Regions from separate parts of the Mus musculus genome. Here region 1 is linked to region 2. The links are chromatin contacts, found by Hi-C or POLR2A ChIA-PET in ENCODE. All regions are on one chromosome and are shown on one strand. Each heading gives the region's core, a stretch centred on a gene start or an enhancer-like site at or near the end of the contact. The rest is flanking DNA. Distances are from core to core; before and after follow the strand shown.

The links. A loop is a pair of places that touch in the nucleus more often than their neighbours do. ChIA-PET counts read pairs that join two places held with the same protein, here RNA polymerase II (POLR2A).
Region 1: a loop to region 2 is called in a map of heart, with 1.9 times the contacts of the local background. The contact joins the promoter of Gab1 here to the enhancer-like site in region 2. A Hi-C loop is called at or near these places in 5 of 37 maps with a recorded cell type or tissue (adrenal gland and heart). POLR2A ChIA-PET finds 5 or more read pairs at or near these places in 4 of 5 experiments (Patski and embryonic stem cell).

The regions. Positions count from the first base shown.
Region 1 is chr8:80,878,052-80,884,276 of GRCm38, forward strand. It overlaps Gab1 (growth factor receptor bound protein 2-associated protein 1), which reads right to left and starts at 2,428. Exons shown (of 10, transcript NM_021356.2): 1 at 1,481-2,428. The coding sequence starts at 1,552.
Region 2 is chr8:80,841,874-80,848,835 of GRCm38, forward strand. The region is part of intron 1 of Gab1 (growth factor receptor bound protein 2-associated protein 1); the gene reads right to left. Among named protein-coding and RNA genes, the nearest start is that of Gm51580, 31 kb to the left of the region's middle. Within about 2 kb of position 3,603, at least 1 of the 3 ENCODE cell types and tissues checked has a DNase peak (open chromatin) inside an H3K27ac peak, as active enhancers do; it is heart, where a contact is called at or near this core.

The DNA of each region.
Region 1 (6,225 bases), core at 1,178-3,677, 35 kb after region 2:
AAGTAATGAAAGAATGCACCGGACTGCATGATCAGCAAATATATTGTACTTTAGTTTCCTCAAGAATCCTAAAACCGTCTTTCCTAAATAGTGCCTTACCTCTATCTCCTCACCCCTCATCGCCTCACCACAATCGTCTCTTTAGAACTAATTCTGAAGATGTCACTGCCACTCTCAAATTTCTGGAATCAAGTTGCCATCTTTACCAAGAAATCCAAGCAAACTGTGACAGATGGAGAGACATCTTTGGGGAACCTCTGACAATTTGTCAAATCACATCTTTCAATGAAATTACTTGGCTGTATTAAATTATACCAGAAGGTGAGCCCGAAACTCGCTGGTGAGCTCCGTGAAAATAAATATTGCCTGGTTTCACACAAGCAAGCGAGTAGTCCGATGATTCTTGGTGTAGACGCCCCTCCACCAGAAACAGGTTTCATCAAAACAGGTAGTAAACTCTAATTAAGTGGGTACACGTTTTGCTTTTGGGAAACACATTTCACCCTAAAAATACTTGTTTCAAATGCCGGTACAAAGTGTCATTTCTTTACTGACAGGGTACATCGCAAAATTAGCCAATCTGAAGGAAGACTTAGGACCCTAGATTCCCGATGAGGATATAGTTCCACTCAAGTATTATAGGCTCCTTCAAGATACAGTTTTCCTAACCGTGAACACAGTCATCTCACAATCAGCATCTTGAATCAATTACGCAAATACCAGTTAAGCCGTTCTGGTGCCCGGGAAAAGAAACGCCAGCATCAAGAAATCCCTGTTGGCTTCAGCTGTCCCCTCCTGCGGGGCTTGACAGCGCTTCTAAGGCGCCCAAACACCAGCCACCAGGCTCCCCCCAGCGCCCTCCTGCCGAATCAAACCGCCAGGGTTCTCAGGCCAAAATCCAGTGTCCTCAAAGCAAAACCATGAAAATGCTAAGCAGACGGCAGGGTTCATAAGAACTTTTTTCCCCTTTCCCTTGAGCGAATATTTTGAGAAGTTTGCCTATATTATCCACTTCTTGCGTCCACAGTTCACTTCCCTCCACCTCCTGGAGGCGCAAAGGAGAGCGGGCGCGGACCCAATCGAGAACCCATGAGTACTTACTACCTCCGCGGTTTCTCGGGGAGGGGAGATTTAACAGCTCCATGAGAATCTGATACAGATAATAAAAGAAGGCTCTTTCTCCCTGTTTCACTCCACCCTTGCTAAATGGAAATAACAACAACCAAAGTATGCAGCCAGTTTTGAGCTGGAAAACTGGGCTTCTCTAACAGGCAACGAGGCCTACAAGGGAGGCAGTCTGCAATATGGAGGGAGAAAGTTTGGCCGCCGAGTGGACGTCAGGGTGGGAGTGGACCGCACCCGGTCCGGAGCCCGCCGGCCGAGAGACGGATCGAGGAAAAGGAGGGCGGGATTCGTGGAAGAGCCAACCGGGCGCGCAGGCTGCTGCAGCGGGGCAGACGGTGACCTGACCTGTACTTACATAACGCTTCAACTTCTTCTCCGGGGGCGACTTGCGGAGCCATCCCGAGCAAACCACTTCGCCGCCGCTCATGGTGCACGCCGTGAGGACTCGAGGACCAGACACCAAAGGGGTCGGTGGACACAGTGGACGCGCTCCGTGCACGGCGGGCACGGCAGTCAAACGCAGCCCAGAGGACGTCTCAGATTCCCCCGACGGGGCGGCCCGGCTCCCCGCGCCCTGTGTCGGCGATCGAACCTCTCCCGCAGATTCGCGGACTGAAGAGGAACTCGATCGGGAACCGCGGGGACCAGGGCTCGCCGACCTTCTTTCAGTGCGCCCTCCTGGCCGCCAGGCGCGCCGTCCCGCCGCCTAGGCAGCGGTCGGGCTCCGCTGGGACTCTGTCCGGACAGGGAGCCCAGAACTGGAAGCCCTGCGCTCCGCCCCTTGGAAACGGGACCTCCCGCGGGTGCTCCCCGCTGCGGACCCCACGCTGCACGCGCACACACAATGCCCGCGCGCGGTGTCCGCTCCGCTCCGCTCCGCCCGTTGGCGCATTCACACTGAGAGGGGCTCGATCTTCTCTTTCCCTCTGCTCGGAAAAGGGCGCCTGGGAAGGCGTGCGGCGTCCGGGTGGCAGCCGGCACAGGGGCAGGTCCTGATCAGCCTAGGGAGTTCGCGGACCAGCAGCGAGGGTCAGGGCGTCGCCGGGCGTCGGGGAGGTCGCGGGTCCGCGGTGGGAGGGTGGGTCTGCGCTCCAGCCTCGGATGAGGGCGGGGATCAGCACAGGGACGAGGCGCAGGGCGGCTCTGCTTCGGGGAGGGACCCCTCTGTCCTGTCCCCTGCGCTCCTCCCCCACCCCGGGGGCGCGCGGCGGGTTCGGGGAGGCGCGGCCTGGGCCCCGGCCCTCCTCCTCCTAGCCTTTCTGCCTCCCCTTCCCACGATCGGTCGCCTCTAGCTTCAGCCCAGACTTTCTCTGAAACTCCTCCGGAGCGCTTCCAGCCAAAACAACAAGGGCTGGGGAGGCGGGGCCGGCGCTGGGAGGGAGCGAGATGGCAGAGGCACCCTGGGATCTGTAGTCAGCAGGCGCGCTGGGGTCCTCGCCGCCCCGCCGCCCCGGGCCCGCGCGCTATGGAAGGCGGCGGTCTCCGGGAACGCAGCGCCACCCCAGTGTGAGAGCGGGAGTGCCGGGCACTCTCGCCAGCTCCGACTGAGTTTGCCATCTTGACAACCCCCAGGGTCAGGAGTTTGTACTCGGCTGTGCCTTCGCGATCCAGAGTTTTCGGAAGGATTTCCCTACTTGACAGTCTGAAAAAATAACCCAGCCAGGAGGAGAACTCACTCAAGCGGGTCCTGGCTGCTCGAGAGACTGAAGGACTGCGTCTCCCGGACCAGGAGCGCGCTAGGACCCTCACTGTGCACCCAGAGACCAAGGGGGTGGGGGACCTCCTGGGTGCCTAGGGCCTGACCCAGGAGCTGTTCTACCGAGTGATGCTACCGCTTAGCCTCCACAAAGCGTTCAGCTGCGTGTATCTCTAAGACAGGATAAAGTCTCACACTGCTTCCACTCATGGGCTGTTTCTTCCAGTTGGCGTTGTGTTTGTTTAAAACCTGCGCTAGGATGTTGGACAGGAAAAGAAATCATTCTGGGTACCCTAATTCTATTTGCCTTTTTGTGTGTTTTACAGTTATTATATCTGGGCTGAGTTTGACACAGTCTTGTAACAGACTCTTCTTTACGGGTGTGTTTGAAACAAAGCCTTGGAACAAATTTTAGAAGGCAATATAATCAGACAAAAATTTTAAAGAGTTGGGCATGGTGATGCATGTCTTTAATTCCAGCGCTTGGGAGGCCGAGGCAGGCAGATTTCTGTGAGTTTAAGGCCAGTTTTGTCCACAAAGTGAGTTCTAAGGCGACCAGGACTACATAAAGAGGCCCTGTCTCAAAAAGGGAGTTTGTGTGAAAATACAAATAGATAAACAAGCATTTCTGAGAAGCATGAGTTTGGGGCTCTCCTAATAAATGTGTGTTCTGAGTCTGAAACCTTGGGGGTCGTAAAGAGGAAAAGGTGCTGGGAGCCCTGCCTGGCAGAACCCCTGTAATCCCAGGCCTGCCAAGGTAGGTAGGGGAGGGGGAGGGAAAGAAAGACTAGAGAGAGACATGGAGGCAGGAGTGAAGAAATTAAAGAAAGAAAAGAAAAGTAGATGCTAAGTTAATAATAAGACAAAAGCCCTTGCATATAAGAAGAGACAGTGCCCTTTGTTTTTGCCATAAAGTGCTTTTGAAATGGAAAAGTGTAATCTATCTTGTATTATTTAACTTTTGGAATTTCAAATAGAGCTTTTTTCCCAAATAAGTTTCACTTATTCCATTTCTATATACAAAAATCTACACCTGCAGTTAGAAACTTACACCTGCAACCCCAGCACTTGGGAAACTGAGGCAGGAGGATTATTGTGAGTTCTAGGTCAGCCTAAGCTTGATAGAGTATAAGAACCAATCTCCAAAAAAGAAGATGAATTTAAAGTGTTGCATTAAGACCTGGCAAATGGCTCTGGGTGAAGAACACTGGCTGCTCTTGCAGAGAATCTGGATTTTACTCTTAAACCTCTATGGTCCCAGAAGGTCAGCTATCCTTTTCCAGTCTCCATAGGTATCAGGCATGCACATGGATCACAGGCATACATGTAAGCAAAACACACATACACACATACACATAAAATGAATAATTTTTAAAAGTATTGCCTAAGATTTATGCTTGAGCCCATGAGATATGCCTCCACATATTGCACAAGCAGCAAAAGGAGACTGAGTGACACACCAGGCATAGCTTGAACATAGGAAATTTCAAAGCCCTCCCGCTCCAAACACGCACATACTTCCTCCAACAAGGCCACGCCTCCTAATAGTGCCACTCCTTATGGACTAAGCATTCAAACACATGAGTCTATGGGGACTATACATATTCAAACCACCACACATTATTATATAAAAAATTATATATTATATTTAAATTATACCACTTTCACATCATGTATTGAATCATATTTATGTATGTGCATTATAAGATTTGCAGTGTGATGGCGCATGCTTCTGATGTTAGCATGTAGATGGCTGAGGCAGTGTGAGAACCTCTCCAAAAAAAATAAATGAATAAATAAGTAAATAATTGGCATTCTGGGAAATGCTATTATATATAAATGGGCTGAGTTTTATTCCACAGCAAATGTTTACAGAATGTCTGATACTGGAATACCATAGTGAGGAAGGGTAGACACGTTCTCTCCTCCTCTATCTTGGAAAGAAAAAAATATTACAGGTAATTAACCTCCAAATGTCTATAATTTAGTTGATACATTTTATGGAAGAAAAATATATAAATATTTAGGCATATGTTGGAGAATTCACCCTTCAAGAGGGGAGGGGGAGTAGGTTGAGATTGACTCCTTTGAGCTAAAGACTTCACACAGAACTCTCAGGACCCATAGGTGCAGCATACAGCTTGGAGAAGCCACAGACAATGTAGATCCACAGGTGCTGGGGCTGCTAGGAGCTAGAAAAGAACTGGATACATTCGGCAACAAAGAGAGTGAGCACAGCATTAACCCTGGGTGAGAACCCCGAGGCAGCCAGAGAGGAACGCAGGTGCCTGCTTGGAGGGTGTTTTGTTTTGTCTTGAGACTTGTTCTTATGAATCCTCTGCTAGCCTTATCTTGGATGGCCTTGCGCTTTTGATCCTCCAGCCTTTGCCTCATTGGAGCTGGGATCACTAGGGAGCACCACCAAGCCCAATTTGAGAATCTTTCTGAATTTAGACCTCTTCCTTAAAGCATATGGCCCTAGCATCACATCAGTCAACTCTGAAAAGGTAGTGTTACTCCAGCTTCCAACTTTAACTGCACATCTCCTGCCTGATTTTCCGAGTCACCATATGACATCACTCTTGTTTCTAGATGGCTTTTCCAGTCTATGGATATGTCTGACTTTTTTGTAGAACATCAGACATCCCTTTTATTCTTCATGCTCACTTCTCTAAGCTGTGGTCCATGGCTTTGACAGTATGCTCATACCTCACAAGAGACCAATTCCAGTAGAACCTAGCTGTGCAGTTTTCCCCACCCAATGATGAGTTACAGACAGCATTCTAGAATGTTCAGTGAGTGATTTCAGATCCTTTCCTACCTCTTAGATCCTTCTACGATGGGATCTAAAGTTTAGACAGCACAGAGAGTCCTTTGAAAGAAAAAGTGTAGTTAGGGATGCAGCTCAGCTAGTAGGCTGTTTGACTGTCATGCATGAAGCCCTAGGTGTGATCACCAGCATCACATTAAAAACAGGCATCGGCAGCGGTGTAGTAGCAGCAGTAGTAGTAGTAGTAGTAGTAGTGTAGAAGTACATACCTGGTATCTGGCATTGAGAGATAGATGCAGAAAGATCAGAAGTTCATGGGTGGGGGATGGGGTTCAATGCTGGCCTGGAATACAGGAGACCCTGCCTCAAAAAGAAAGGAAAAGAAGGTATCCAAATACAATTAGTATGCGTATGTATTTACAATGAGGAAATAAGTCATCGAGAAATTACTGTAGCCTTCTTTCTAAGATTTCCAGATGGCATCTAGATTCTTCTCATGCATAAACTTCCTACTTACACCTTGGCATTCCCTCTCAACTTGTACACGCTACCCTTCCCTTGTGCAGGAACCCAGCCTTGTGCAAAAGCCTCATCAGTTTTGTAGATGTCTCCTGGTGTTCCAGTCCATTGACGC
Region 2 (6,962 bases), core at 2,353-4,852:
GCCACGACACCATGCAACATGGATGGAGGACTTGTCCAGGGGCCCACCAGCTGTGTGTCCAGTGTGCAGCACGAGCCACCACGATATGCAAGTATGTGGTGGTCAGATGAGAGAGAAAGAAGTGGAGCAGCTTGGGCATGATGAAGGAGATGGAACGAGAGACTGGAGGATGGAGAGGAGTAGCTTGTTGTGAGTGGCCAGCCCTGCCTGTCACTTGGGGCCATGGCGAGGTCCCAGCCTGAGCTGCCACTGAAGACCACGTGTGAGTCCATGCCTATGTAGTACAGGGGTCACTATCAATGTCTGTGGTTTGTATTACCACTAGAGAACTTGGAGATGTCTCTGGTCAAGGCAGTCACTGTACCTGCCCCCTCGCCAGTTGCAGCACTCAGGAGAGCAGGCTCGACAATTTGCCTGGGCAGCGCAGTAGGGCTGGATCAGGTTGAGGGGATCACGCGGATATCCAGGGGATGCCCTGCCTCTCATTGGGTGCACCACTCTGTAAAGCAGGCCCTGTGCTTCGCCTAGACAGAAGAGTAGAGCTGGTCCTGGCAGTGTGTGTGTGTGTGTGTGTCAGCCCTAAGGGCAGGAATATGGGAGAGCTGACCCCGTTACTCATCTGCCTTGGGATGGGACTGATGCAGAGGTGACGGCCCCTGTTCCTCGTCACCTCCAGCACTCAAGAAAGCTGCCCACAGGGTCATGACCTTGGGAGAGTTAGTGCTGCCCATCACCAGCTCCAACACTCAGATGAGTGAGCCCTACACCAGCACAGATGGACCTGGTTAAGGGGGCACTGGTGAGCCAGCCCTAAGGGTGTGAGAACAGGAGAGCTGGCCCAGCCCCTCAAGGTTACAGTACTTGGAGAGGGCCCTGAACCTGAACTGGGCAGCATCAGAGCTGGCTCTGAAGGGGTGGGTGCTGGGAGTGGTAACCTAGCCAGAGCTTGCTCTGGTGGTGTGGATAACAGAGAGCCGGTGGGCTGACTAGCTCAGCTATCCCCCAGGCCCACACCCAGGGCTCTGAACTGCCTTACCCCCAAATCTGTGTCATCTGTGAAAGGTTGGATGCATGGAAGGGCCAGTCCTGCTGTTCCAAAGCTGCAGGGTCTCCATGGCACAGGGCAACAACAGAATAACTGGGAGTTCTGGTGAGGATCCAGTATTGATGGTGTCCCAGAAGCCAGAGACCAGGAACATAGACCAGTGACTCATGTCAATGCACATTTGCAAGTGAAGATGTGTGGACAGAGGGCTACACTGTGGGACACACTGTGACACACTACAGCTTCCACAATGTGTGTGTGTGTATGTTTTGGGAGGACGTTGCAAAGGAGAAGGGTAGATATGAGGGGGTGGGGAGATTAGTGGGACTGGGGTGCAAAGAGAATCAATAAAAAGTTTAAAAAAAAACACCCAGAAAGAAAAATGAATTTGTTGTCTTTTAAGACCCTAGATCATGTTGGATCATGTTGGATATTAAAAAATAAAAACAGGGCTGGAGAGATGGCTCAGGGGTTAAGAGCACTGACTGCTCTTCCAAAGGTCCCGAGTTCAAATCCCAGCAACCACATGGTGGCTCACAACCATCCATAATGAGATCTGATGCCCTCTTCTGATGTGTCTGAAGACAGCTACAGTGTACTCATATATAATAATAAATAAATCTTTAAAAAAAAACAAAGTTAGTAGGAAGATCAACATGTGAATGCAGTTCTCAGTGTAAGACTAACACCCCACCCCCACCCCCCGCCACCCAAGAACCAGGCTAGTAGCACCAGAGGCGGTGTTCCACCATACATGCCTCTGTTGCCATAGGAAAAAGACCAGTTATTTGCAGATGTCAGTGTCTGTTAAATAATCTTAATTTTCTAAATCCGGCTGTTGATTTTCCTTCCCATCATGAAACTATTACTTAGCTATTACTTGCCAGTTATGAAAAAATGCTTTTACAGCAGTGGAGCACAAGCTTGCAGCACAAGCATGCAGGCCTGAGTTCCATCGCCAGCACCCGTGTGACAGACAAGCCTACTGTGGTAGTGTCTGCCTTCAACCCCAGTGACTCAGGTGCTTTCAGCCTCACCAAGGAAGGTTACTGCATACAACGGATGGATTGTTCTCTCCCTCCAACACAACTAATCTCTCATGAGCCAGGTTTCAATTTCTCATAATTATGGGAACCAGATTCCAAAGATCAAGTTTCATATTAAAAGAATCTGCTCTGATGTTAGATGAGAAATCCACACGGCAACAAATACATATCACTACAAATACTTATCAGTAGCTGGCGTAGAGAAGTGAAATTGCTCTACTACGGAGCTGACCTTGAGAAGTCTGAGCCACAGAAAGACTTTAGAGACGCTCTGCTGTGTGCTGTGTGCATGAGTGAGTGTACGCATGTGATGTGGACAGGAAAGAAGAACACAACTGTTGCAGAAAGTACACAGACTGAAAGAAAACAGAAAGAAAGGACATGGTGGAGGGGTGGCAGCTACCTTCAATCCCAGCACTCAGGAGGCAGAGGCAGGAGAATCTTTGTAAGACAGAGGTCAGCCTGGTCTACAAGGAGAGTTCCAGGACAGTCAGAGCTGTTATACAGAGAAACCCTGTCTCAAAAAACCGAACAAACAGACACCAGCCAAAAGTGAATATTCTTAACACATATAGATCATCTTTATGGAATATCACATACACTTTTTCTCCCTTTGCTTATTTATTTGTATTATTATTATTTTATTTTATTTATTTTTGGATTTTCAAGACATGGTTTGTCTGAGTAGCCCTGGCTGTACTGGAACTCACTTTATAGACCAGGATGGCCTCAGACTCAAAGATCCAACTGCCTCTGCTTCCCCAGGGATTAATGGTGTGTACCACTACTGCTTGGCATCACATAGATTTTTAAAGTGAAAGTATCTGGACTTTAAGTCTTTAACATGCTACTTTTATGCTATTTTCTTGATGTGCCATTATTCTTTTCTTTTTTTAAGGATTTTTTTTTAAAGTTAGAATAAAAATCTACTGTGTGGGTCAACAAGATGGCTCAGTGAGCAAAAGCCCCCAAACCTCAACCACGTCTGACTACCAGGGCCCACGGGCAGACAGAACTGAACCTCAAAACTGACTTCTGACCTGTGTGTCTGCAAGCATCCATGTACACACACACACACACACACACACACACACACACACACACTGACACACACACAAAACACACACAGATGTACATACACACACTCACATGCATGCACACACTCATACACATTCACACACACAGATGTACATACACACACTCACACACCACACACATGCGCGCACACACATATAACACACAAACACTCACACAGAGTAAGTAAAATACAATAAAATAAATTAGGAAGGCTAACCCACTCCGAAGTCAATAATCGGTTATGCCCCAAAATACAGTGAGAGGAAATAAAACAGCACCATACTGTTTGCTTCTAGGTTTTGCGTCGTGATAGCAGGGACATTTTCGGGTCTTGAAAGGGTGACACTGCTATTGGCTACTTGAAAATGTCATTGTGCTTTTGTCCACTGTGTCTAAAAATAAATTTGGTAACAGGACCGCGTGAGTCAAGGAAGACAGGCAAATGGATAAAGCAGTTCCAAAGGCGCAGAATCGCCGCGTCACATCTGGAAACGACCTTCGAGGCTGAGTTCCAGTCTTCTTTAAGTGAAAGCTAATCCTGACCTCTGCGGGGGACGGTCTTACTTATACATGTGTGAAGCACTCCTATACCATCATGCAGCCTGTGCTAGGCACACTACAAATATACTTGGCATAAACTAGCCCTGTGTGTTGGATGAAGGAGATTCACTTTAAAATGTAATAATTTATATTCTCAGAAGACAAGGCTTCTCTCATTCTGGTCCTTCAGCAAAGAAACAGCCCGTTGTTCATTTACACGAAAAGTGGTTAAAAAGCCGAACAGGAGACATGTGATTGATTAAGGTCCCCACTGACTGACAAGTTCTCTCACGGGCTTGGATGCAATGGATTCATCAGGGCTCAGAATGCATGTTCCCATAGAAACGATGTCTGTTATGGTTTATTGCAGCTGAGAGACACTAAACACCACACACACACACACACACACACACACACACACAAATGTTCCATGTAGAAACTACTCAGAGCTTCAGAGTGGGAACCACCTCAAATGCTCTCCAGATGAAAGACTCCTTCAAGTCAGAGCCTAAGGGATGCAAGGGCGAGGACAGAGAGCTGGTTCCATCTCTCCTTCTGATACTTGTTCATTCAAGATAGATATATAGATGTTAGATAGATAGATGATAGGCAGGCAGGCAGGCAGATTTACTTGTTTATTTATTGGTGGTGTTGGGGAAGGAGGAGCCTAGGGCCTCACATGGTCCACACAGGTTCTATCACAAAGCTAGCTACGAGCCCCACATTCTGAGTGCCTCCTATATGTCACATCCTCTGCTAGACTTGGTTTCTCTTTTTCTCTTTTTAAAGATTTACTTATTTGTTTGTTTGTTTGTTTAATGTGTGAGTGTACTATCTACATGTACATCTGCATGCCAGAGGAGGGCATCAGAACACATTACAGATGGTTGTAAGCTACCACATTGTTGCTGGGAATTGAACTCAAGACCTCTGGAAGAATATCTAGTGCTCTTAAGCACTGAGCTATCTCTCCAGACCAAGACATGGATTCTAACAGAGGGAAAAATACAAAAACAAAATCAAAACAAAAACAAACCAACTAACCCTTAAGGGTTAGAAAAAGAGGGGTGAGACCAGAGGGGTAATGCAGAGTAGAAAGAAAAAGGCACTCAGAAAAGCCAGTTAACAGGTCCCTCCACTGGGGTGAAGGGATATGGAGATCAGCAACAGATCACCAAAAGTAGACATGGGGAGGTTTAATTTTGAGTCCTTCCCCTTCTCCCACCTCTTTGAACAGATCTCCACAACAAGGAGCCTGGAGAAACACTCATCTGCACAGACGTGGGGCGGGGTGGGGGACAAGCAAACACTGGAGCTGCTCGCCGGATTTGAGGAAGGGCTCTTCGAGACCCTAGCACAATGGAGAGAAGCTGGAATCACAGGCCGAGGCTGTACCAAAAAGCCAGAAGAAAGTAGCACACCTCCTCAGCTCAGCTGACAAAGACGCCACTCTGGATACTCAACCTTCCGGTCATCCAAGTGCGCTTCACTTGGATGATCCAACCGCACCCGTGGCCTTCAAGAAGATGCTCACTCTTTTCTGCGCTATGATCGTACCTTGGCATTTCCCTGGGTGTGTGTATGTGTGGGTTGGGAGCTGGTTCTAGATTCAAGTCCCTTCCACAAGTGCCGGAGTATTTGCAAAAAGCCTACCCACATTCTCTCATCCTGCCTAAAGCCTCTTCGTGTTCATCCTAGTAACCAGTGACGTGTAAATACTGGATAAAGTACTAGAGCCTGTGCATATATAGCACACACGGAATGCTTTCCAAGTATTTTTACCAATGACTATTAGAATCTGAGAAATACAGCAGCCATGGGGACACGTATTCTTACCTACACCAAAGCACTGTATAGTTCTCTCCGGAAGGCTGATCAGAATAATCTAGCTAGCCACATTTGTATTTGTTTGTTTGTTTAGTTTTTTATTTATGGGTGTTTCACCTTCATGTCTGTATGTATACCATGTACGTGGCTGGTGGCCCTGGAAGCCTGCAGAGGTCGGGAGTTACAGGTGATGGTGAGTTGCTGTGTGGATGCTGGGGACCATGCATGGCTCCAGCCCAGAAGCCTGCACATTTAAATCCTCAGCCTTTGGGAGGTGGATTGCAATGATCCTGCAGGGTAACATCAGGAAAGGGGACGAAGCAGAGGTCAGACTGGATGGAAGTTACCACTGGCGAGTCAGAAGGGAGGTGGCAGAGTAGCCTCTGAATGTAAGAGCCCAGTTACTCTTACAGGAGGACTGCCTAAAGCAACGATGCAGCTGCAGCATGCGGCACGGGAAAACACCAAGAGTAGTCAAGATATTTGGGCCCCAAGGCCAAAGTGGCCACACTGAAAAACAACTAAAACCCAGAAGCACAAAACTGCACCTGTCCCAGAACAAGCTAGGCTTTTTTTTCCTTTCTCTCTTTAAGATCACTGCACCTCTAGGCTGATTTAGCCAGAGAAGGTAGGCAGAGAACACAACTGCAAATTACACAACGTCGCCGTAACTTCCTGCTTGGCCAGTTCACCCCACCCTCTCCAGAGCACCTGGCCGGGATCCATTTTCCTTTTAAAAGTGTGTTCTGGCTCCGGCAGCCGTTCCCATTCTGGCTCTTCTGGCTTGCCTCCTGCCAAGTCCGAAACAATCTTTTGATAGTCCCTCCTCCTCTAAGGTGCTTCCGAGCCTGTTCTCTCTTCATTCTGTGAACGCCCCTCTAGACCCAAACCACAGGCTATCTTTCACCCTGTGACTCCAGAACCTGTGGTGCTGGCCTCTGTCGCTTTCTGGGGACATCTTTCAACTCAGGAAAAAAGTTAAATCGTGGGCGAAGGGACGTGATGCAGAAGCGCTGGGAAACTCTCTCCAGGTCAGGGAGGCTCTCTGTTCTCCTCTAAAAGATGTCTGTGAGGAGGAAACTGGTTCAAAGACCAGGGAAAGGGTTTTGAACAGTCTCTTGTCTTTGAATCTGTCACCCCATTCCAGCTGCATAGGTTGGGGAGCCAGTCTGAGCATCAGTTTCCTTCTGCATAAAGAAGGGAGCAGTGGAGCCAAGTCCCCGCCGCCCCCGCCGCCCCCGCCACCACCACCACCACCTGGCCTCTCTGGAGGGCTTGCCGGTGGGGAAATCATTGAGCCACTACAGCTCTGCACTACCCTAGAGCTATAGGCCTCAAAGGCCAGCCGCACAGTGACTGAGAAAATAAACAGGCCAAGGTGCAGCTGGTGCTGAAAGTATCTGTTCAGGTGCATCACCGAACCTTCT